Regions from separate parts of the Homo sapiens genome. Here region 1 is linked to region 2. A link is an interaction called in ENCODE POLR2A ChIA-PET data of the cell type or tissue named here. Cell type or tissue: MCF 10A. All regions are shown on one strand. Links, peaks and the distances in the headings refer to the core of each region. The heading gives the core; the rest is flanking DNA. Region 1 overlaps CACNA1E (calcium voltage-gated channel subunit alpha1 E). Region 2 has its middle 14 kb from the start of CACNA1E.

Evidence for each region. Peaks named below come from ENCODE experiments on the same cell type or tissue, not always from the same donor. Only the 100,000 strongest peaks of a DNase experiment are listed, where the experiment ranks them.
Region 1: POLR2A ChIA-PET joins it to region 2 with 10 read pairs; 2 of 35 experiments call an interaction of 5 or more read pairs at or near these places.

The regions. Positions count from the first base shown.
Region 1 is chr1:181,535,186-181,546,813 of GRCh38, forward strand. All of the region lies in intron 3 of CACNA1E (calcium voltage-gated channel subunit alpha1 E), which reads left to right. Among named protein-coding and RNA genes, the nearest start is that of CACNA1E, 57 kb to the left of the region's middle. In MCF 10A, for the core only: no CTCF peak of the experiment used is centred there; a DNase peak (open chromatin) is centred at 6,906.
Region 2 is chr1:181,463,823-181,475,450 of GRCh38, forward strand. It overlaps a transcript of CACNA1E not described here. Among named protein-coding and RNA genes, the nearest start is that of CACNA1E, 14 kb to the right of the region's middle. In MCF 10A, for the core only: no CTCF peak of the experiment used is centred there; a DNase peak (open chromatin) is centred at 6,169.

The sequences.
Region 1 (11,628 bases), core at 1,974-9,973, 72 kb after region 2:
CAACAAAAATTTAGGGGTCTTCATAAAAAAGTTCAGTATCATTTTGGGCACTTAGGTTGATTTACAAAGCAGGTCCTCAGAGGCTTAAACATTTATAAAATGTTTCCCCTCCCCCATTTGTCTTTAAAATTGGCTAATCTTAGGCATTAGAGGTCCTGAACTAAGTTTTGAACAAGGTAATGGGCAGCAAAGAGAAAAAATGTATGCTGCAATTCTGACTTTTAAAAATTCACCACCAACATCATCACAAAACTTTTGTAGTTCAGTTACTCTGTGTATTTGAAATTTTTGATAAAACTATAATGTGTGTATATAAATATATTTTTATGTATATATGTATAAATGTAAATTACATTTCTGCCATATATACACACACATACATACATATGTAATACACCCATACCCATGCACATATAGATGATTACCTTTAAATTTTTAACCACTCGATTGTTGTCTTTTATCCTTTGTGGCTGATAGTGCTTCCAATATCAACATGATTATTTCTTTTTTTTTTTTTTTCGAGACAGATTCTCTCTCTGTTGCCCAGGCTGGAGTGCAACAGTGCAATCTCAGTTCACTGCAACCTCTGCCTCCCGGGTTCCAGCGATTTTCCTGCCTCAGCCTCCCAAGTAGCTGGGATTACAGGCATGCACTATCACCCCGGCTAATTTTTGTATTTTTAGTAGAGATGGGGTTTCACCATGTTGGCCAGGCTGGTCTTAAACTCCTGACCTCAGGTGGTCCACCGACCTTGGCCTCCCAAAGTGCTGGGATTACAGGCATGAGCCACCATGCCTGGCCAACATGATTATTTCTTTACAGATAACTTTTGTTTCCTCTTTCATTGGAAGCATTAGCATTTTTTCCTTACTTTTGGTGCTGTAAAATTTCACTAATATGTGTCTTATATGATGGTTTCTATTTATTTTTATTTTTATGGCATTTTAAGATTTCTATTTTTATTCAATGCTGGGAAGTACTTTTGAATTGATTCTTTTACTTTCAAATTCTCTGCTTCTCCACTTCTTAATTTTGCTTCTCTCCATTTTATCTATTCTTTATTTGTAGCACTTGTTTTAAATGATGTTGGAATTTCTTCCCTCTATTTTTAATCTTTTCTTTATATTTTTCATCTTTTTCTTACTCTTGTGTTGATTTCTGGGAACACTGCTCAGTTCAGTTTTTCACATCTCAAATTCACCTGTCTATTTTGCCACTCAATCTACTTAATCATTTTAAAAGTTTTCAGTTATCGAAATGTTCAATTGCACCATCTCTAGGTAATTTTGTAAAATGCTTGCAATATTCTCACACTTTTCTCTAAGCTGATAATTATATGTCTTCATTCTCATTGAGTATAAGTTCTTTGATTGTTGAGTTTGTTCTCTCTCTCTCCGTGGTATTGAAATTCCTCAAGTTTTTGGTGATTCTTGATTGTAATATTATCTTCTTTCTACCATGTCTGTTTGTGCAAACTTCTTGGAAGGAGAATACCTATGAAGCTAATAGTCTGGCAAGGGTATAGAAGTGGTGAGACCTGCTGCTGGATGGGTCACTTTGATGACCAGTCCCCTGGGAGAGAGCACTTCCTGTTCCTCTCAGGCATGGAAAGGCATGAGAGCACTTCCCCATCTTTCTCACCCAACTTTCATGCCCATTGCCCCTGCTTGTGGGCATATTTTCCTTTTTGCTGCCTGGTCTGAGGGATAAGGTGGGTTAAGGAGGAGGGTTAAAGTGAGTGCTTGATCTTCCTGCTACTGTATTCAAACCATCACCCTGTTGGTCACCTGGATCCCATCAGATCCCAGTGGCCACCCTCTGTAGGTGGGAGCACTTGTGGTGACATGCCTACATTTAGAGTGGTCATATTCTCTTCTGAGGGCTGGGGGCCGTGGTTTCTTTTTCTTTTCTTTTTTTTTTTTTTTTTTTTTGAGATGGAGTTTTGCTCTTGTTGCCCAGGCTGGAGTGCAGTGGCACGATCTCGGCTCACTGCACCCTCCACCTCCAAGATTCAAGTGATTCTCCTGCCTCAGCTTCCCAAGTAACTGGGATTACAGGCATGAACCACCACACCTGGCTAATTTTGTGTTTTTAGTAGAGACAGGGTTTCACCTTGTTGGCCAGGCTGGTCTTGAACTCCTAACCTCAGGCGATCCACCCACCTTGGCCTCCCAAAGTGCTGGGATTACAGGTGTGAGCCACCACACCTGGCCTGTGGTTTCTTTTTAAAAATCAGATTGTAGCTACTTTCTGTCCAGAGGGGATTCATCACAACATCTAGCCTAGTGAGGGTTTGTTTCTCTTTTTTCTGTCCAGTGTGGTTACTGTATGTATATAGAAAATGATTTCTAGGAATTTGGTGGAAGGGGGGAGAGGTCACAGTGTGTGTTCAGTCTACCTGTCTGAGAGAGAAGTTGAGGCAATATTTTCTTCTAACCTCTCTGAGTCTCAGTTACTTCACATTCAAAATGAGGTGGTGATGATGATGAAGCATGAGGGTGGTAGTGGTGATTCTCAGTTAATATTTGAAATTGGAGTGTATGTCAGGCACTGTTCTAAGTACTTTACCTGTGCAAACACATCTAATGCCTCAACAACCCTATGATGTCTATTCTATTACTATTGCCATTTTATAGATGAAGAAACAGAGGTACAGTGAGATTAAATAATTTACCCAGATAAGGGGCTACCTACTATGTAGGATTAGTTTGAGAATTATTAAGCTAACACATGTAAAGCACTTAGCATAGTACCTGAAATATATTGGAACAACAAAAATGGCACTAATAAATATATACTGAGTGAATGAAAAGTCACCAAATATTTATATTCCATGCAGTTTGCAGAAGATCTTGTAGAAGTTAGTTGGACAGGGTGCCCTGTTCTAGTGTTTTCTGTCTTAGTGTTTTTATGTAATATAAAAGCTGTGTGTTTCTGGCCATTTGATTCTTACCCTACCAGCTCAATATTTAAAATTTTTACATATTGAGTTATTGGTGCTTGAAACCATTTTAAATCTTTCTGCTTTCTCATATGATATGATTGCAAATAAATTAGGTAATGAGTTTTAAAAAATCAGTTGTGGTTAATCTTTCAGGTTCAGAGAACTGAAAAATATATCTGCTTTAAGGGAACTTACATTCTAATTTCCATACACATATATATTACATGCATTTTTATACATGCTGCATGAGAAAGATGTCCTTTATATGGTGGTTCTGTATTGAATACCAGCATCCAGCACATTGTCTGGCACAGAGCAGGTGTTCAATAAAGTACTGCTGATTCAATGGAATCTTTTTCATGTGTTATACGTAAATGTGCATGTATATGTAAATTGGAATGCAAATCTGTGCCTTCCTGGGACCCATAGTCTAGTGGAAGAGAGTGACAAGAAGCAATTGCAATACATCACCGCACTAATGCTCTGTTGAATGTATTCTGGGAGTATGGAAGAAGGAGAAGGTGACTGTGTTTGGGAAAAAAAAAACACAGAGAGGTGATATTTATTTAAGCTGGATGTTGAAGGTGGGTAGGAGATTGCCAAGGAGAACATGGGAAAGGGCATTCAGTCAGGGAAAGTGGAGGAAAGCAAACTGACTAGCAAAGTCCTGAGAATCTACAAAGTGAAAATCTGTTCAGTGATATAGTGTTAATCTGAAAAGGCTTCTGTTGAATTTTGAAAAAGATCATGCAGAAGATGATAAGCATGGTTTCACAAAATGTAATATAATTCTGCAATTCTTTGCCTAAAGGCTTTCAGTGGTTTGCTGTTTTCTGCAGCAGAATACAAGATCCCTCCTGACCTGACCACATGCAGCCTGCCCTCCAGCTATACTGGACTACTTGTGGTTCCTTGAATTGTGTGCTATTTCATGCCTCCTTCCTTTTGAATGTGCTCTTTTGCATGCTGTAACACCAACCCTGCCATCCCTCTGGCTGGTATCTATTCAGCTAAGTGACTATTCCCTGACTGTGCTTCCTCCCCATTTCCTTCTATTTTCCGTTACTCGTTGACTAGGCTCACCCTAAACTTCACTCACCCAGTTGACATTAGTATCTCCTCCACTACATAGCTTCTCACCAAGGGCTTGAAGGCAGGGGTTGTATTGTATTCTATTTGAACTCCTTGTGTGCCTGGCACTTAGTAGTCATTCAGCAAATATTACCAAATGAACAGATAATGACTGAACAAGCTAATTAATGAATTAATGAATGAATGAATGGCAGATATGAAAGGGGGAAGAATTCAGGAAGACAGGCAAAATATTTCAAGGATACCTTTAAGGCCAAATGAAGAAATGGAAGGTTGATCCAGCCAATCCTTGTCACATGATCACCTTCATGGGAGGAAGAATATATTATTCCCGGTCTGCTTACCCCTTCTCTAATGGTCCTTTTACCACTACTAATGCTCTGTATGAGCCTCTCAATCCAGGTGTCCCGCAAGGTCTGAGTCCCACTGAAGCTTTTCTTAAGTTGAGTAAAAGTAACCTGAAAAAACTGATAAGCATTTTTCTTAGTAGAAATCCTTCCTCTGAGCAGTAACCTCTGAATATTATGTATAAAACCATTACATTACTTAATGGATAAGACTCATGTTAAAATTCACCTTGTCTCCACAGAAGATAGACCCAGAGTTTAGTCTTTGCTTTTAGTGGCCACATGTAAAAGTGGTGTACAGTGGAGCTGTATTACTTATTATAGGTCTTGTGTTAAAATAGGACAAAGGTAAAATTAGAAACCAGGATGCCAGATTTCAGGTCCCCAGTCTTACAACAAATAAACATGCTTCCTATTTAGGTCCTCTTTGGTCTCTCTCCTCCTTATCATCACCATCAGCAGATGCTCAATGAACACCTCCTATTTGGGTGTGACATCCTGTTGTGTGCTTGTGATGCACAGTTAGACCCTTCAGATTGTTTATAATAAGGGAGATGGAGAACCTTCACAAAATCCCCCGATGTAAACGCATTTCCTAGATCCCTTGTGGAATTTATTGTAATTCTATACATGCACACAATAAACATCAGAGGGCTTCGAGTAGGTGCCTCATCATCAGGAATGCCCTGTATCCTCATCTCCCAAACCGTGGCACAGGGCTGATTCCCCTGTGTTTACTACCCTAATCTCTGTGCTCTATGGCAACATGGTGTTTTATATGGCTTTTATATGGTAGTGTGTACTCCTTGTGTGCCTGGCACTTAGTAGTTATTCAGCAATATTTGATAAATATTGAACAAATTAACAAATGAATGACACATATGAAAGTGAGAGAATTAGGAAGGCAGATGATGGGGTTTAGAATATGCTCCCCAAAATATGTCACCTTGGCGTACTCAATGTTTTAAGCTAAAGGAATTTGAAAAACAACGTGTGCAGGAAAGACTCTCTGGTCTTCCCCTGAAAGAGCTCATAGAACGCTCATGTGAGAGGTGCCCTCCCATCCCTGGAGGAAAGGAGCATCGTGATCCCTGAAGACAGAGGGACACTGACAGGGATATGAACAAATGGACCTCGCAAAGTCTCCCCTAGTTTACTGTACTTAGCCCACACCATTTTGTCTTATTGTATTTTTCCATAATTTTCCACTCTTCATCAAACCTGGTATTAAAACAGTCAGGTATAATCATTTCTTGGAGTCCTCATTTCCTTATAAAGGCTCCTGTGTCTTATAAAAGTTATACAGGTTAAGCATCCCTAATCCAAAAATCCAAAATCAGGAAATGCTCCAAAATCTGTAACTTCTTGTAACGTGGTATTCAAATGCTCATTGGAGCATTTCAGATTTTGGAGTTTTGGATTAGAGATGCTCAACTGGTGAGTATAACATGAATATTCCCAAATCAAAGAAATCCAAAACACCTCTGCTCCCATGCATTTTGGATAAAGGATATTTAACCTGAATTAAATAAATCTGTATGTTTTTCTTTTGTTAATTTGTCTTTTGTTATAGAACCACAGCTGAGAACCTGGAAGGGTAAAAGGAAAAGGTTTTTTCCTCCACTACGCGGGCAAAATATTGCAAGGATGTTCTTAAGGTCCTAAAAAATCTTAAGATTTAACAGGTTTTTAGGCAGAAATGTTGTACTTTCCATTTAGAAAGAAGTTGAAGCTTTATATCCAACATTATATATGTTTAACATAATAACAGTTAAAGATACACTTAAAAAAAGATGGAGAGAATTTTCAAGGAATAGGATTTCAGGAGCTAGAGGTACTAGGAGTTATGAATCTCCCCATTAGATAGGTAGACAATGAAAAAAAAAAGGGGGAAGGGGATGATTTGCAGTTTGATGGTAACAGGATCGTTGAGAGCAGCAAAACAGAAGTAAATTGATGCTCATCTCCCAGATTAGTTGAGAACGGCCTAATTAGCTAATGAACAGTTCCAGTCCTATGTTCTGAAAGGCTCTGTTTCTGGGCAAGCCGCAGTGCTTAGCAGCAGCTGCTAAACCATGTGGACATGCTAACACCAAGCAGAGGAGCACATGTTATGTTTTGACCTGCAAAGACTCGTCTTTTTGAGTCACACATTCTTCAAGGAGTATTAGAGATCTTGTTTCTTCGTATAATAGAGAAGTAGCAGTCTCAGTGGCATGAACTCTGGAGCCAGACTGCCTGGGTTCAAATCTCAGCTTTGTCACTTACTAACACAGTGATCACTGCTGCTTGGTCTCTATGTCCTCATGTAGGCCCTTGCTCCCCACCATTGTATCAGGTTTGGTCTGGGTGACCAAGAGAACACGGCAGAAGTGAGGGTGTGGCTTTTGAGGCTAGGTCCTAGCAGACATTGCCATATCTTCCTTGCTCTCTTGGATCACTTGCTTGGTGGGGAAGCAGGTTACCATATCATGAGGACACTCAAGGAGCCCTATGGAAAGTCACATGATCAGGAACTGGAGACTCCTGCCAAAGCCATGAGTAAGCCGTCCTGGAAACCCAGATTAGTCAAGTGTTCAGATAACTGCAAACCCCAGCTGACAGCTTGACTCCAACTGTGGTTGGTTTCTTGACTGCAACCTCATGAGAGATCTTGAGCAAAAGATCCCCACAAAAACACTCTCAGATTCCCCACATTGCTAATTACTGTTTTAAGCCACGAAGCTTGCTTTTCAGAAGTGTTAATAGATAATTAAAGCAAAAAACTTTGTAAAGAACTAGTTTAAAGGATGTTCTTAACAACAGACTTGACTTGATGAAGAAATAGTGGCTGATATTGTTTGGCTTTGTGTCTCCACCCAAATCTCATCTTGAATTGTAATCTCCACAGTCCCCACATGTCAAGGGGGAGATCAGGTGGAGGTAATTGAATCATGGGGGTGGTTTCCCCCATGCTGTTCTCATGATAGTGAGTGAGTTCTCACGAGATCTGATGGTTTTATAAGGGGCTCTTCCCCATTGGCTCAGCACTTCTCCTTCCTGCTGCCTTGTGAAGAAAGTGTCTTACTTCCCCTTTGCCATGATTCTAAGTTTCCTGAGGCCTCCCCAGCCACGCTGAACTGTGAGTCAGTTAAAACTCTTTCCCTTATAAATTACCCAGTCCCGAGCAGTTCTTTATAGCAGTATGAAATCGGACTAATACAGTGGCATGCCTTTTAATTTCTTGATTTATGGAATACCTTTAAAGTAATGTTACCTAAAGTAACTTTTGTGGAACAGTAGTCCTGCAAGATGCTCCATATATAAGGGGTTTGATGTGTTTATTAGTTTGGGAAATGCTGCATACTAGATCTCCTTCTTGGAAATACACGTTGCTCATAAGCATATTAAAGAATATAAACAAGTCTTAAGGATTTTTTGTTTGTTTGCGTAGTCCATTGTTTCCTAAACTCATATAACCAAGGAATTTTTAAAGTCAAATGTCACATATTAAAATATTAGAGAATACTCTGTAAGAAATGTTGTCTTATAACACTGATTCTCAGACTTATGCCTACATCAGAATTGTCTGGAAAGCTTAAAACGAGATTGTTGGGCCCCACTCCCTGTGTTTCTAATTCAGATAACCTGGGGTAGGGCTTGAAAATTTGCATTTCTAATAAGATCCCTGCTGATGCTGATGCTGCTGATGGGTGCGTGTGTCGGGAGGGGACCACATTTTGGGAACCACTGTTCACTAGGGTTTCAGGTTCCTGAGTAAGAGCTTAAAGAATGAACATGCAAATGGCCAATAAGCACAGGAACTGATGTTCATCTGCTATGGACTGAATGTTCCTGTCCACAAATTCATATGTTGAAACCCCAGTCCCCAATGTAATGATATTTGGAGGTAGGGTTTGGGGGAGCTAATTAGTTCATAAGGGTACAGCCTTTATGATGGGAATAGTGCTTTCAGAACAGCCGTAAGAGAGCTTGCTTCATCTCTCTCTGTCATGTGAGAACACAGTAAGAAGATGGTTCTCTGCAGACTGAGAAGAGGGTCCTCGCCAGGAATCTAACTGGCCAGCACCTTGATCTTGGACATCCCAGCCTCCAAAACTTTGAGAAATAAATTTCTGTTGTTGAGGCCACCCAGTGTATGGTATTTTTTAAAGCAGCTGGAACTGAGCAAGGCAACATCATTAGCCATTAGGGAAATGCAAATAAAAACCACGATAAGATACCACCTCACACCCATTAGGGTGGTTACAATAAAAGAGACAGACAATAACAAATATTGAGCAGGAATATGGAGAAATTTGGATCCTCACACATTGCTGTTGAGAATGTGAAATGGCACAGCCTCTTTTAAGCTCCTTAAAATGTTAAACATGGACCATATGACCCAGCTATTTCACCTCTAGAAATTTTAAGAGGCATAACATATACCCATACAAAAAGTTGTGCATTAATGTCCATAGCAGCATCATTCACAATAGACAAAAAGTATCCCAAGTGTACATCAGCTGATGAATGGGTAGACAAAATGTGGCATGTCAGACAATGGAATACTACTCGACAATGAAAAGCAACAAAGTACTGATACTTGCTATAATGTGGGTGGACCTGGAAAACATAAAGAAGTTCCTCACAACAGGCTACATATTTTATGACTCCATTTATATTAAAAAGTTCAGAATGAGCAAATCCATAAAGGGCGTACGATAGTTGTTACGAAAGGCTGGTAGAAGTGAGGTGGGGAGTTGACTGGTAATGGGTTTGGAGTTTTTTTGGAGCGTTGAAAATGTCCTAAAATTAGATAGTGGTGATGGTTGCACAATCCTGAATATACTAAAAAAAAAAACCCCACTGAATTGTACGCTTTAGAAGGGTAAATTATGTGGTTGTAAATTATAACTCAATAAAGCTGCTATAAAAATGCATATAGCTTCTAAATTAGGATGGCAACAAAAGTACAAATATCCAATTGCAGTATACGTTTTAACTTTATTGTAACCTATAAGGTGCCAGAGGCATACTACAAATGGTGGCAGTGGTGGGTTGGTGCAAGCTGAAAATTTAGATGTAGCTGGCGTTTTAGCACCCTTCTCCCCCTCCTTCATTCCCGTGCAGATAATAAATGTTTATTGTTGTTCTATTGTGGCCCCAAGTGAGCTGTGGACATGGTGGGGAAGCAGCAGGCTGACCCCGGAGGGTTTGCTAATCAGAGAGAGTGTAAAACCTGTTTCAGAATCTGTCATTTACATGGGGCAGCAAATGACAGATAGCAATTTAAAGGGTCACCTTTCCCAGGGTATGGCTGTTTGTTTTGGTCATTGTGGTTGGTTGTTTTGCATTTTAAGAATGTTTGGAGCCTTAAGCTAGCACAGTGGCTCTCCAAACTTCAGCGTGCATCAAAATCTTCTGAGGTTCTTGTTTAAAATGAAAAATTTGGCCCTACCCCCAGAGGGTAAGGAATCTGCCTGTTTAGCAAGCACTCAGATCATTCTGATGCAGGTGGCTCATGGACCACGGTAAAAACATTTCAGCTCCAAAAAAAAAAGTCTTGCTATGTTGGGGGTGTACATAAATAAGCATGGGGCTGATCTAACCAACCCCAGGACAGTAGTTACTCCCAGAAGGAGGGGATGAAAACAGGTTGGGTGGAGCCTTGCCTGTGTCTGAAATGTCTAGGTTTTTTAAAACATGATTTGAAAGAAATAACAGAAAATATTAACCCCTGTTACATATAATACCATGTTTGTTGTATCTTTTGCCTTATTTTTTGACTATTTGAAATGCAGTATCTCAAAGTATTTTGTCATACTTGGCATTTTAGATGTTCGTCCATTCCAGGGACTCAGCGCACTGAGGCAGGGAAGACAGTGGTCCAGTTGGTGGGCTCCCTGTGTCCTGCAGGGCTGTGGGGGGATGGCAGTGCTCCCAGCTTGGAATCCCCCCACACTGAGGTGGGAGATTTCCTCCTCCCACGTGAGGGTGTGGTCTTGACTACTCCTGGCTCCACACAGGCTGTCCCTTAGGGCAGGGGGCAGGAGCTCAAGAAGCTGGAGGATAGAATTTCTCCCCTGAGAACAGGAAAGAGAGGAGGCACGAGGAAACCACAGTCTGTCTGCTTTACCCTGATGGACTTCTGTTCAGGGAGTTTGGGTGAATTCCACATTTTGATCACAATAGTTGTCGCCTGCCTTTCTTTTCCCTCATAGCTTTCAAGACCCCTTTCATGTCCCTCTGTCTCCAGGAAAGATGATTTATTTTTTTCTTGGCCCAAGGCTCCCCCAGGGGCCCCAAGTCCAAACACTTTCTTTGCTGTTCCTTCAGGAGTGTTCTTTCTGTGATCCCATTATATTGAAATATATGCAGATGGAGCATCACGTGTGCCTCTAGGGGGTTGGGGAGGAGCCTAAGGAACCTAGAGAGCCATCCTGAGATGTGGGGAGAGGGTTGGGGTGCTGCAGGAGAGCGGGATGACTGGCCTGTGTTGACAGACACGCCGTGGGGAAGCAGAAGCTGCCCCGACAGTCTTGTAAATGGAGTGTTCACCTCTAGCAGATGTAAGGCATGGTTTGGAAGGGGATGTGTGCCAGGTCGTCAAGTTTCACAGCAGTCTCAGGCCAGTTGGGAAGCCTGGCAGCGTGTGCCATCCCTGAGCAAGAGGGAGGCTGGAAGAGAGGACTGTGGTCTGAAAGTTAGGAGCCCTGGGCTCTTGCTAGCTTCTTCCTTCTTCGAACCTCTGCCCTGCTGTGTGAGAGCAGGTAGTGCCCTTCCTCTGCCTTATGGAGTGATGAGAAGGAATTAGGGCACTTGGAAGATGCTGATTTCTAATCCTTTAGTTGCCACCAGGCCTCAGCCCCCTTGACTTTCTTCCTCACCCCCTCAATTTTCCTGCTGCCCTTGAGCTCTTCATAAAAGTCCCTGCTGGGGCCCTGCCTTCTGTTTTCTATCTCAAATTGTCCCCTTTCCCTTCCCAGACCTGTTGTCCTCTATGTTGAAAGTTTCTAAAGTTATGTGAGGGACTGTTTGGGGCTAGGGTGGAAGGGGGCTCTTAGTAGACACCACCACTCACCCATTCTGTGCCAAGCTTGGGGCCAGCTGCTGCGGTGATAAACACACCCTCTTCTCTACACAAAAAAGCCGTGCAGACAGTGCACATTCATCAGCTCCTGTTCTGCCTCTTCATGACAACTGTCCACCTCTCAGGACATGATGTGCTCTGAATATCAGTGTCGGGCCATTTCAAACCCAGGG
Region 2 (11,628 bases), core at 1,823-9,822:
CATTTTTTTGATGATTTTTGTTCATCTTCTCTCATTAAAAAATTCCTTCCACATACTGAGATAAAAAAGAAGTCATTTATATTTTTTAAATAACATTTTTTACAGTTTTGCATATCACATTTGGCTCTTTTAATCTATCTGGAATTAATTTTTGTGTATAGTGTGAGGTGGGCTCTAATTTTATCTATTTTTTCTCTGCTATGATTAGTCCTTTGACTCAACACCATTTAGTGAGTAGGCAATTCTTATCTGCTGTTTCTGGGCACTTTATTTTATTCCACTGGTCTATTTGTATATCCCTCTCACCCATGTCTCACTAATTTAGTTTTTATAACTTTGTAGTTTTGGTATATTAATTCTCCCCAAATTGTCTTGGCTATTGGCTCTTTATTCATCATATGATTTTTAGGATCACCTTGTCACATTTCACTAAAAAGATTAGATTTTAATTGAAATGGAATAAATGGATAGATTAACCTAAGGGAGCCTTGCCATATTTAAGCTACTTCGTTTTTTGTTTTTTTTTTAGTCCCTGGGCATGACTTATTTCTTCTTATGTTTAGAGCTTTCTTAAAGTCCCTCAAGAGAGTTGAAAATTTTTCTTTACATCTTTAATTGGGTTTGTTTTTAGGTACCTTATGGTTTTGTTGCTTTTGCATGGTGTCTTCTTATCATTACTTTTTCTGAGTCTTTGTTTTAGGTGTACCAGAACTTGTACTTTTGTACACTGATTTCATGTCCACCATCTTTGTAGAATTCTCTTACTACTGTGAGTGGCTTTTTTTTTTTTTTTGTAGGCAACTCTTATATTTTGGATGCAGGCAGCATCACCTGTGAATAATGATAACTTTGTTTTTTCCTTTATAATCCATATGCCTTTTCTTTCTTTTTCTTTACTTATTACATTAACCAGTACTTCAAGTCCAATACTGAATAGAAAGAGTTTCAGTGGGTGTCCTAGACTGATACTTCACTTTACAGCTATGTCTTGACTTAGTCCGTGTTCCCTGTGAACACCACCTTACCTCTGACCATCCTGCCCACTTTACGTGGCATTGTTGATTAGTAATTTAGTTCCTTTTTTGTGTATGTATTCATAAATTAGACATTATATATATATAAATAAAATTGTCATTATATCCACTAATATCTTTTGCTCCTCACACCATTTTCTTGCAGACCATTCTTTTCTTCCATTTAAATTTCCTCCCCAAGAAATGTCTTATAGTACTTATTTCCCCTGAACTTGTATAGTAAACTCTCTATTTTCCTGGAAAAGTCTTTATTTCGAGTCATAATTTAGCTATTTTCAACACTTGATGATATTATTCTATCACTTTCTGGCCTGGCCTCTATTATTATAATTAATAATCTAATTGCTGCTTCTTGTAGGTAATCTGTCTTTCCTCTCAGGATGCTTTTAAGATTTTTTCCTTCATATTTTTGGATCTTTTGATATTTCACTAGAATATGTGTGTATAGGTTGAATTTATTTTTATTTATCCTCCTTAGAATTCATTGAATTTCTTGACTTGGAGGATTTATATCTTTCATCAATACTAGAAAATTTATCCTACAGATCTTCAAATATTGTCTTTCTGCAGTCTCTATGATCTCTTTATAGAAGTCCCATTAGATATATTTTGGGTCTCTTCATTCTGTCTTCCATGTCTGTTAACTTTAATCATATTTTCTCTATTTTTATCTCCCTGGGCTGTATACTGTGGAGTTTCCTCATATGTGTTTTCCTGTTTACTGACACTCTCCTTAGTTATATATAATCTAATAGTTAACCTATCTATTGCCTTTAATTTCAATGATTATATATTTTATTACAAGAAATTTTGTATTTGCCACTTTTTCAAATTATCTTTTTTTCATTTCATTGCATTCTATTATTTTATTTCTTTACATATCTTTTCTATTATTTCAAGTACTGGAGCTTTAATCTTCTTGTTCTTTGTATTAGCTAACTTATCCTTATGCTGATTATTTCCTTGTGTGCTTCAAAAATTTTGATTACAAGTCATGTTTAGTAGTGCTTGTTTTCCCCATGGAAATGCAGTGTACTCAGGATTGTGAGAGTAGCCTAATAGAGTAGTTTTGTTTGGTTTTCTTACTTGACCCAGGGGTGTTATTTTCTTGGCCTAAGTGTTCCTGAATCCCGCTGAACATGTAAATTCAGCCCATAAATCCATGTCACACACAATCCTGAGTTTTGATTTCTCAGGGTTTTGCTTTTTCTCATTCACTCAGAGACAGAAGCTTCCTTGTTATCTATTTTTGCTGTAGAGTTGATTTTCATGCAGTTTATTTAACTGAAGGTACAGTTCTTTAAGGGTTATAGCTTAGCGCAGAATCTTAGTTCCAACTTCTGTCCACATAAGGTCTAAAGACCTTATCACTTCTCTTGAGTGGACATTAAAACTTACCCATTAGGCTGGGCATGGTGGCTCATGCCTATAATCCCAGCACTTTGGGAGGCCAAGGCTGGTGGATCACTTGAAGCCAGGAGTTTGAGAACAGCCTGGCCAACATGGCAAAACCATATTTCTACTTAAAAAAAAAAAAAAATTAAGCCTTGTGTGGGTGGCGTGTGCCTGTGGTCCCAGCTACTCAGGAGGCTGAGACATGAGAATCGCTTGAGTTTGGGAGGTGGTGGTTGCAGTGAACTGAGATGGGGCCACTGTACTCCAGCTTGGGTGAAAGAGCGAGACTCTGTCTTAAACAAAACAAAAAATAAAACAAAGCAAAGCAAAGCAAAACAAAACAAAACACATAAAAAACCCAACCCATTAAATCTTTGTTACCAGGACTAGTTACTGCCTATGGGACAGCTGCAATTTCAATTCACACGCTTCCTCCTTTGTATTTCAATTCCTCCTAGGGATTTCCTTTTATATCTTTCAAGTTCAGCAATATATCTTTTCAAATATATTTGAAAATATATTTCTGTACTTTATCAGTTTTTCTAGAAATGTGTAGCAAGAGATTTTCTTATTCTGCCATCTTTCTAGTACTGAATCCTTGAATGACTTTTACAAAGAGAATAAAATAGGAAAGCATAAAATAGTCCCTGGGAAATACACACAGTCTTCTAAGACTTGAAACTAGATGTTCCTAATGGAGAGGTTAGTAAGAGTGCCGGACACAGCACAGGGGAAGATTTGAGGAAGGAAGTGGGTGAGAAACAGCAGTGCATTAATGGGCAATTACTTTCTGCCCCCTCAGATGGTACGTGAGTGCTTAGCTAATGGCAGTTCACTTAGAAAAGTGATCATTGGTAAGTCCTTACCAGCAGCTCCCAAAAATATCTTGCCTGAAGTGATCGAGCCTTTTTAGGAAACGAAAGATCAGATTCAGAAAGCAAGGAGATGGTTCTCAAATTCTAGTGAAGACAAATTCTAGAAGAAAAGCTTTCAAAGGGTGTTGTTGACCAGAGAAGCTGAAGGATTCAAGCTTTCTTGTAGCTTTATAAATAAGAAGGGAAAGAAAACAGAATGAAAAGCAGGGGATGAGGGTACACAGGGTTGAGTTGAAAGCATGAGTGTAGGAGTTTTCACTGCAGACATAGCTGATTTGAGGGGGAAACATTGTTTTGCAGGGCTTGTGACCAAATTTCTTAGGATCCAAAGTGTCAGGAGAAATCCTATTTATTTGAAATCTAGTTGATAAGCCTTAAGCTGATTATGTCAGGTTGAGGTCACTTTTTCTTTTCAGCTTGGGTTGTCCCTTCAGACTCTGCTGTCCCTTCAGTTTCTTTTATCTTAAGGCATGGAGCCCTGTGCAGGCCTATGAGACCATCAGAAAAATAGAGGTGCAGCTCTGAGTTCACTCCAACTCTCAAAGGCTGTGACTTACTAGATATGAGGGAGAAAATGAAAGTGTACATAGTGAGGCAAATGCATTCCACTGGGGTTCCTGCATTCCTGGTCATGATGTTGATGAGTCCTATGAGCTAGAGCAATCTATTTAATTATTCTACACCAGGAGTCTCAACTGGGAGGTGATTTGGGCCCCAAGGGTCATTTAGCAATGTTTGGAAACATTTTTGATTGTCACAGCTGAGTGGGGGAAGTATATCTGGTGTCTAGTGGCTACAGGCCAGGGATGCTGCTGAATATCCTACAGTGCAAGGGCATCCCCTATGACAAAGAATTATGTGACTCAGAAATGCCAATAATGCTGAGCTTAAGACACCCTTCTCTACATGTCTTTTCTTATCTGCAACATGGAGGGGTTAGAAGAAGAGGTTGATGTGTGTGGCTAGATTAGGTTATTACCCATCTGTCTAACAGAGAGCACTTCAACCCACATCACATCTCTAGATACATGGAGGAAATGAAATTAGTTGAAAATGTTCCCCAATTTTCTACCAAAGAACAAAATATTGTACTCGAGATGTGAGCTTTGCAGGTTCACGGTGACCACTGTGTCTGCCTCCACGCATTGGGTCATTGGTCTTGTCATGTTAGGTTTGCGAGTTGCACTTGCACCTGTGAAGGGAAGGTTGAGGACAGGCTTCCTTGAGCTGAACTGATTGTCTCCAGAATGGTTTTATCAGCTGTAGCTTCTCCCACAGCACCTTCCCAACATGGTGCAGATCCTAAGGAGTCCATGTCCTGCTTGTGTCCATTTGGCTTTGTTTATAGTTTCCATTCATTTATTTATGCATTTATTCATTCATTTAATAAACATGTATTCAGAGTCCACTAGACATAAGGCAGTGCATTAGTTACTATGGAGAATGCAAAGATGAATGAGCCAAGCCCCTTGTAGTATAGTGGGGAGCCAAGATGTGTACACCACAGTATCTGAGGCAGGGTGACATAAAGTGCCAGCAGTACTCAGAGGAGAGAGAGATCACTTTTGTCATATGACCACAAATTGCTTCATAAGGGAGGTAGCATATGGGCTGGGCTTTTAAGTCTAAATAATTTTTTGGCAGGTGGCTATGGAAGAAGGGGTAAGGAAGGGAGAAAGAAAATGAGAAATGATATGGAGGAGGTCAATTACAAGGTGTTCTCAGGGAAGGGTTAACAGTCCTGCTTCATTGGAGCAGTAGTAGGAGATATTGCTAGGAGCATAATGGCAGGTAATAAGGACTTAGACTGGATGACATTTAAGTTTTCTTTCAACCCTAAGATGATAAGATCTTATGATTGGATAGTTATATTTGATAGGCACTAGAAAACTCATTCATTCATTCAACAACAACAAAAAATTTATTAAAATTTTTTTTTTAACCAGATACTGTTCTAGGCATTGGGGATACAACATTGTACAAGCGCTTCAATTTTATTGCACTGAAAGGTGAGATAGGGTCAGAGTTGAGCTGTGCAATGAATTTTTGTGGTAGAACCTGGAAGAGGAAGATGGATGAGGAGACTCTGCCCATCTCCTGAATGGAAGGTAATACTGACTCGAGGGGTGGTGGTGCAAATGGCAAGGACAGGAAGACTGTGACTGTGGCATAGAGAGAAAAATGACAGGGCTTGGGGAATGCTTGTTGTGGGAGTTGGAGTCAAGGATGCAGCCAAAGTTTTGTGCCCGAGTTAGGGGGAGACTGCAATGCTGCAAACAGCATTAGAGACCTAGGAGGGAGCTGGTTTGTAGAGAAAGAGGATGAGTTTGCTTTTAAACAAACTGATTCATGGTGCTGTCAGGTCATCCAGGTGGAGGTGCCCATTTGAGCCATGGTGAATATAGTACCAGACAACAACAAAAACAAAAACCAACAAAAAACAGAGCCGAAGATAAAGGTTTGGAAGTCTTCTGGATATTAGCTTTATTTGAAGCCATCCATATGGATGAGATCACTGAGAGAGTGCATACATAGTGAAGAAGGCAGACACCGGGATCTGAGGAATGTTCACATTTAGGAGGCAGGAGAAGGAAAGGTGAAGAAGATGAAGGAGCAGTTAGGGAGGTAGAAGGAGGAGTTTGGAAATGCTCCTGAGGGAGGCAGGAAGAGGAAAGCCAATTCATGCTGAGTCCCAATATATAAGAATGTGTGCACACCCTAATAGCCTCCAGGGAAACAGACTTTGGGGTGAAAAAATTCCCTGGAACATATTTAGCTGTAAAAGTGTTGAGCCACCTTATCATGTTATCACTTCTTAGTGCTTCAGCCAGAGGGTGAGGAGGGAGGGGGAGTGGAGGAGGCTTTCCAGTGAGTCATCCCTCCTGCATGTTAGGAGTTTTGGTTAAAAGATTTACAGAGAGAGAGAGTGAGAGAGAGAGAGTGAGAGAGAGAGAGCGTGAGAGAAAGAAAGAGAGCAAGAAAGCGAGAGAGAGAGCACGAGAGCACACAAGTGAGCGTGAGCGAGCTGCTTGATTTATTTTAATTTTTTTTAGAGATGGAGTCTCTAAAATATTTTTTTTTTTATAGATAGGATCTCTGTCACCCAGGTTGGAGTGTAGTGCTGTGATCACAGCTCACTGCAGCCTTGAACTCCTGGGTTCAAGCATTCCTCCCATCTCAGCCTCTTGAGTAGCTGGGATTATAGGCATGTGCCAAAACACTTGGCTAATTTATTTTTATTTTTATTTCTTGTAGAGGCAGATTCTCTATGTTCTCTATGTTCTCTATTCTCTCTATGTTGCCCAGGCTGATCTCAAACTCCTGGCTTTGGGTGATCCTCCCATCTCGGCTTCCCAAAGTGCTGGGATTACAGGCGTGAACTGCCACATCTGGCCTTGATTTATTTTCTAATAGGTTCCTAGGGCACTGTGGCAACAATGCCTTTTCCCCTGAGAGGTATATAACCAAGGAGAGGACATTTGGGGACCTTCTATGATTGATTTTTGTCTGTGCCATCTTGTTCCCCATAGCCTTGATGGCCAAGTGGCTATGTGGGGATCTGTAGTTCACACAAAGCCTACAGTTCCCAGGTAAAGGGACTTTTTATCTTTTCACCTTTGGCCATGGCTTGGAGGAAGCTTTGGGCCTACTGCTTGGCTCTTATCAAGTCCTGAGTGACCCCCTGCTCTTCTACGCTAGGCCCTTGAAACTCTCCTCAACTAGTCTTAAGTTCCAGGCTACAATTTCTCCTTCAGCTTGTCTCTTGCAATAAGGTTGTCTTGGTCTGTTTTTGCTCCTATAACAAAATACTCTAGAACGGGTAATTTATAAACAGCATAAACTTATTTCTCACAGTTACGGAGCCTGGGAAGTCAAAGATCAAAGTGCTGGCAGGTTAAATGTCTGTCGAGGACACGGTCTCTGCTTTCTTGAATGCTGCTTCCTCCAGAGTAGCTGATGGCAGTATCCTCACATGGCAGACAGCTGATGGACAAAAAGGGCCTAGCTACTTCTCTCCAGCCCTTTTATAAAACACTAATCCCATCCATAAGATTAGCCCTGATGGCTTAATCATGTCCTAAAGACTTTACCTCTTAATACTTCTGCATTGGGGATTAAGTTTTAACATGAAATTTGAAGGTGATGCAAACATTCAAACCATAGCAAAGGGCAGTAGTAAGATGTAGTCTCTGGCATTTGGCAGGCCCAGGCTCCAAGTGTAGTTCTGTGTGATCTTAGTGTAGGAACTTAGTTTCTCTGATCTTTATTCGCCTTATTTGGGAAATGGTTGAAGCTAACCATACCTATGTTGTAGGATTCTTGTGCAGATCAACGAGGCAACACATATATAGTGCTTCAGCCTTCCACAGATGTTGGTTACTGTTGCTGCTTTGAAGAGTTTCTTTGATTTTTTTTTTAACTTAATACTCTTTTGGTTGAGTTGCTTTCAGAATTTCTTTCCCTTTTCTCCCAATGTTTTTCAATTAAGAAAAAAATGTAATTAATTTGAAGAAAATTATAACCTAACACCTCTTAGCCAACTTCTGTGCGGCTCTTGGGGAAATAAAGGGCCGTGAATGCTTTGATTATAGTGATATAATTCCCTTTTGGAAATAAGTTTGTTTTTTTACATCATCTATAATGCCTGGTGTCTGTCCCTGCAAATATAACAATAATACCACCCACAGTGGTGTGACACTCTGTGTTTACAAAGAATTTTCATACATATCAACAATCTCAGTATCATTCTGTAAACTGGGTCTTTCACCCTCAGTGAAAGTAATCCCTTTTCTGATATCACCACCTCATAAAGGTATCTGCACCCTCATGTTCATTGCAGCATTATTTACAATAACTAGGATATGGAAAAAACAAAATGTTCATCGATGGATGAATGGATAAAGAAAATGTGGTGTATGTAGACACACACACACAATGGATTTTTATTCTGCTGTAAAAAAGAAGTAGATCCTGCCATTTGCCCCAACATGGATGGACCTGGAGGACATTATGCTAAGTGAAATACACACAGCATGATCTCACATATGTAGAATGAAAAAGGGAATGAAACAGTGGTTAGCACCAGTGGGTGGGGGGTGGGGACTGGAGGAGGAAGTAGGGAGACGTAGGTCAAAGGATACAAAGTAGGTATGTAGGATGAATGAGTCTAGAGATCTAATGTGGGGCATGTGGAATAAAATTAATAAAATTGTATTGTATTAGAGACTTGTGTTAAATAAGTAGATATCAGCTGCTCTTGTTACAAAAAAAGTAACTATGTGAGATAATGGATGTTAATCTTCTTCACTGTAGTAACCATCTTACTATCTATATGTATCCGATAACATCCTGTTGTAAATCTCAAATGTACACAATAAAATTTATTTTTTAAAAAAGGAAGTTGTCTTTTGACATCACCTATAATGCCTGGTATCTGTACCTGTAAATATAATAGTAATACCACCTACAGTGGCATGACACCGAGTTTACAAAGCATTTTAATACACATCTCTACCATCTCAACATCATTCTGTGAGCTGGGTCTTTCAGCCCCAGTGAGCTGGTGACTGTCTTCAGGTTTTAGATGCACGCGTGCGTGTGTGTGCGCGCGCACTTGAGGTATTGCTTCTTTTAACACAAAAAGCTGAAGTTTCAAAGCAGGTGGGGTGTGGGTTAAACACCGTTCTAAATGGCAGGCCTGCTGTTCATGGGGAGGGAGAGTGGCCTGAAAGTTTAAAAATAACCTGAACATTATAGACTCCTGTGAATTCTACAGCCCAGAGCACTGTGAGTCTGTGGGTGTTTTACCTGCTGGAGTGCAGGCAGGAAAACTAGTTGAGATGCAGGAGGATTTAAATTCGCTGAGTCCTTTAGTGGCATGGGCTGGCAGCAGAAGTATTTGTGAAAAAAAATTAAAGCCAGAACTAATGATCAGGATCGATGTTCCTGAATGGTAGGAACAGTGCTACCCTTTGATTTGCTGAACACCGCATAGTATTTGTATCGCCGGTGCAGCAGACCCTTGTTTTCTATGACTGAACAACTATCCTTCCCCCTTGCTCCCTGAACTCCCTTACTGACCTCTCCAGAGTTTGGCTGATACCTTTTGCAGATAGCTAACTGAGGCTGGCCTACCAGGGAGCTCAGGGTTGGGACATTTTGGATAGACTTAGCCATTCATTGAAAAACAAGTAAATGGTGTAAAACCATGCTAATTATGCATAAATTATGGGCAATAGCATACCCTTTGAATTTTGAGAGTTTTGAAGGGTTGAAATAATTTTTGAATTAGCACTCAGTTCTTGATCTGACTCCTGTTGCTCTGGGATATTGCAATGCAAAATGACAGCAGCAGTAGGAGGAGCAGGTTGGGCTACGAATGTATCATCACATTTGGTTTATCAGTAGCCCCATGCGATTCAGAGGGCAGGTACTACTTTTGCCATTTTTGCATGTAAGGATATAAACCCAACCAGGACTGAGGTGCAAGCCTCCTGGTGTTGTTTCCACCCTGATAACTCATTTATTCTGAGGCCCTTCGGCACCATCTGTAGAGTCTGGATATATTCTTGCCTCTTGGAACTGTAGAATCATCATGAAATCTCTATTCTCTAGCTCAAATTTCTATTAATGATATCAGCGAGATGAATTAAAGTGGCTAAGATAATGGGTTTTGAAGTCAGGGTGACCTAGGATTGATCTTTTGCTATGTCACCCACCACCTATGTGACCATCAGGGAAGTTACTTAGTTCCTTTCAGTCTTGCTTCTCTTCCTGTAAAATGGGGTTTATAATAGCACTTGCCACATGGGCTTATTTTGAGAAATAAGGAAAGTGAATCTGGTTAGCATGGAGCCTTGCACATTGTAAGTATTTAATACCTAGGACAAATAATATTATAAACAGCATCACCTATACTTTTCTTTGTAATTATTCTTTATTTGTTTGATCCATGTCCATTTTTCTTTTTTTTACAGCTCCAGAATTTGCAATATGAAAATAGAGATTATTTAAACAAAGGAAAGTAGCATAACTGGAAACTTTGAATTATTCTATTAATACTTGACTACATATGGAAGAATATTATTGAAAAATATGATCCAGTGATGGGGTGGTTTTGTGAAAAAATACAAGCCTTTAAAGGAAAAAGCTAAATCTTGAGTGCATGTATATGTGTGTGTCCAAGGAGTTGGCTTGTCAGTGGTGTTAGGAGGATTTCAGAAATTCTCTCTTGATTGAGAATTACATTTCCACCTTTCCAATTTGTAAACTGCACATTAGGAATATTCAGAAACCTGCAAAAGAGCCTGTAATTCTTCACATTTGAATGTACTGTATTAAGCCTGTCTGAAAACTTCCCGTAGCATGGGAAGATAACCTGCATGTTTGTACACTTGGCTGGCAGAACGTGAGATCACATCAGAATCTAGTGCATGTCTTTGCAAACGTGTGTGTCATTTTCATATGTAATTCTTCATAAGAGAAATAGGCATGATGACATTTGCCTTTTTGTAAAGAAGAGATAGAACGAATTAATACTGTAGTTGATATGGGTTTTTTTTGAAGCAGGACTTTATTATCTTATGTTTAATTTTCTGTGGAAAGGGATCTCAAAATATTCTTTAGGTGGGGAGCTGTTTCCTTTTAATAACTGATTCCCCAGATCTTATTTCAACTCCGTTTCTAAGAGCAAGAAATATTCCTCATAAGACAATGAACCCTATTGTTTAATGATTGATAAGATGGTGCTTGGGCAGTTAGTGTGCTGGAGAAGTTACCCCTGAGTTAGAGGCACTTAATTTCCTACAAGGGAAGTAAATACCCCTTTTTGATATATATTTATTCCTGTTTATATCATCTGGGTTGATGTCCACTCAACTCACAAGAAACAGCTGGGAACACCTGGCAGCAGAGAGAGGCTTCTAGTCAGAGCTAGAATGTGTTAGGGGAAGGGTAGCTCCTCAGACAGGGCCCAGATACCTGATTGATGCCCAAGCTCTTTTTCACCAATAACAGTTGCAGGAGATCCATGCATTCAGTGACAATTTATTTTGCAAAGGCTTGCTATGAGGATAACATAATGCAGGCACTCTAGGTAAAAGAACAAAGAGAAAGATATGTCCTCTACTCCTGAGAAGCTTACACCATAGTTGAGGAGACAAGGCATACATAATTGAAAAACTAAATATGAATATAATGGCAAAGTTACAGTTATGACAATATCAGTGATAAAACAGTACTATGAACGATACAGAAATTCTGTGAGTTTATAGGAGGTACAGGTCAGTGTTGGAGAGATTATGAAAGGCTTTGTGGGAGAGCAG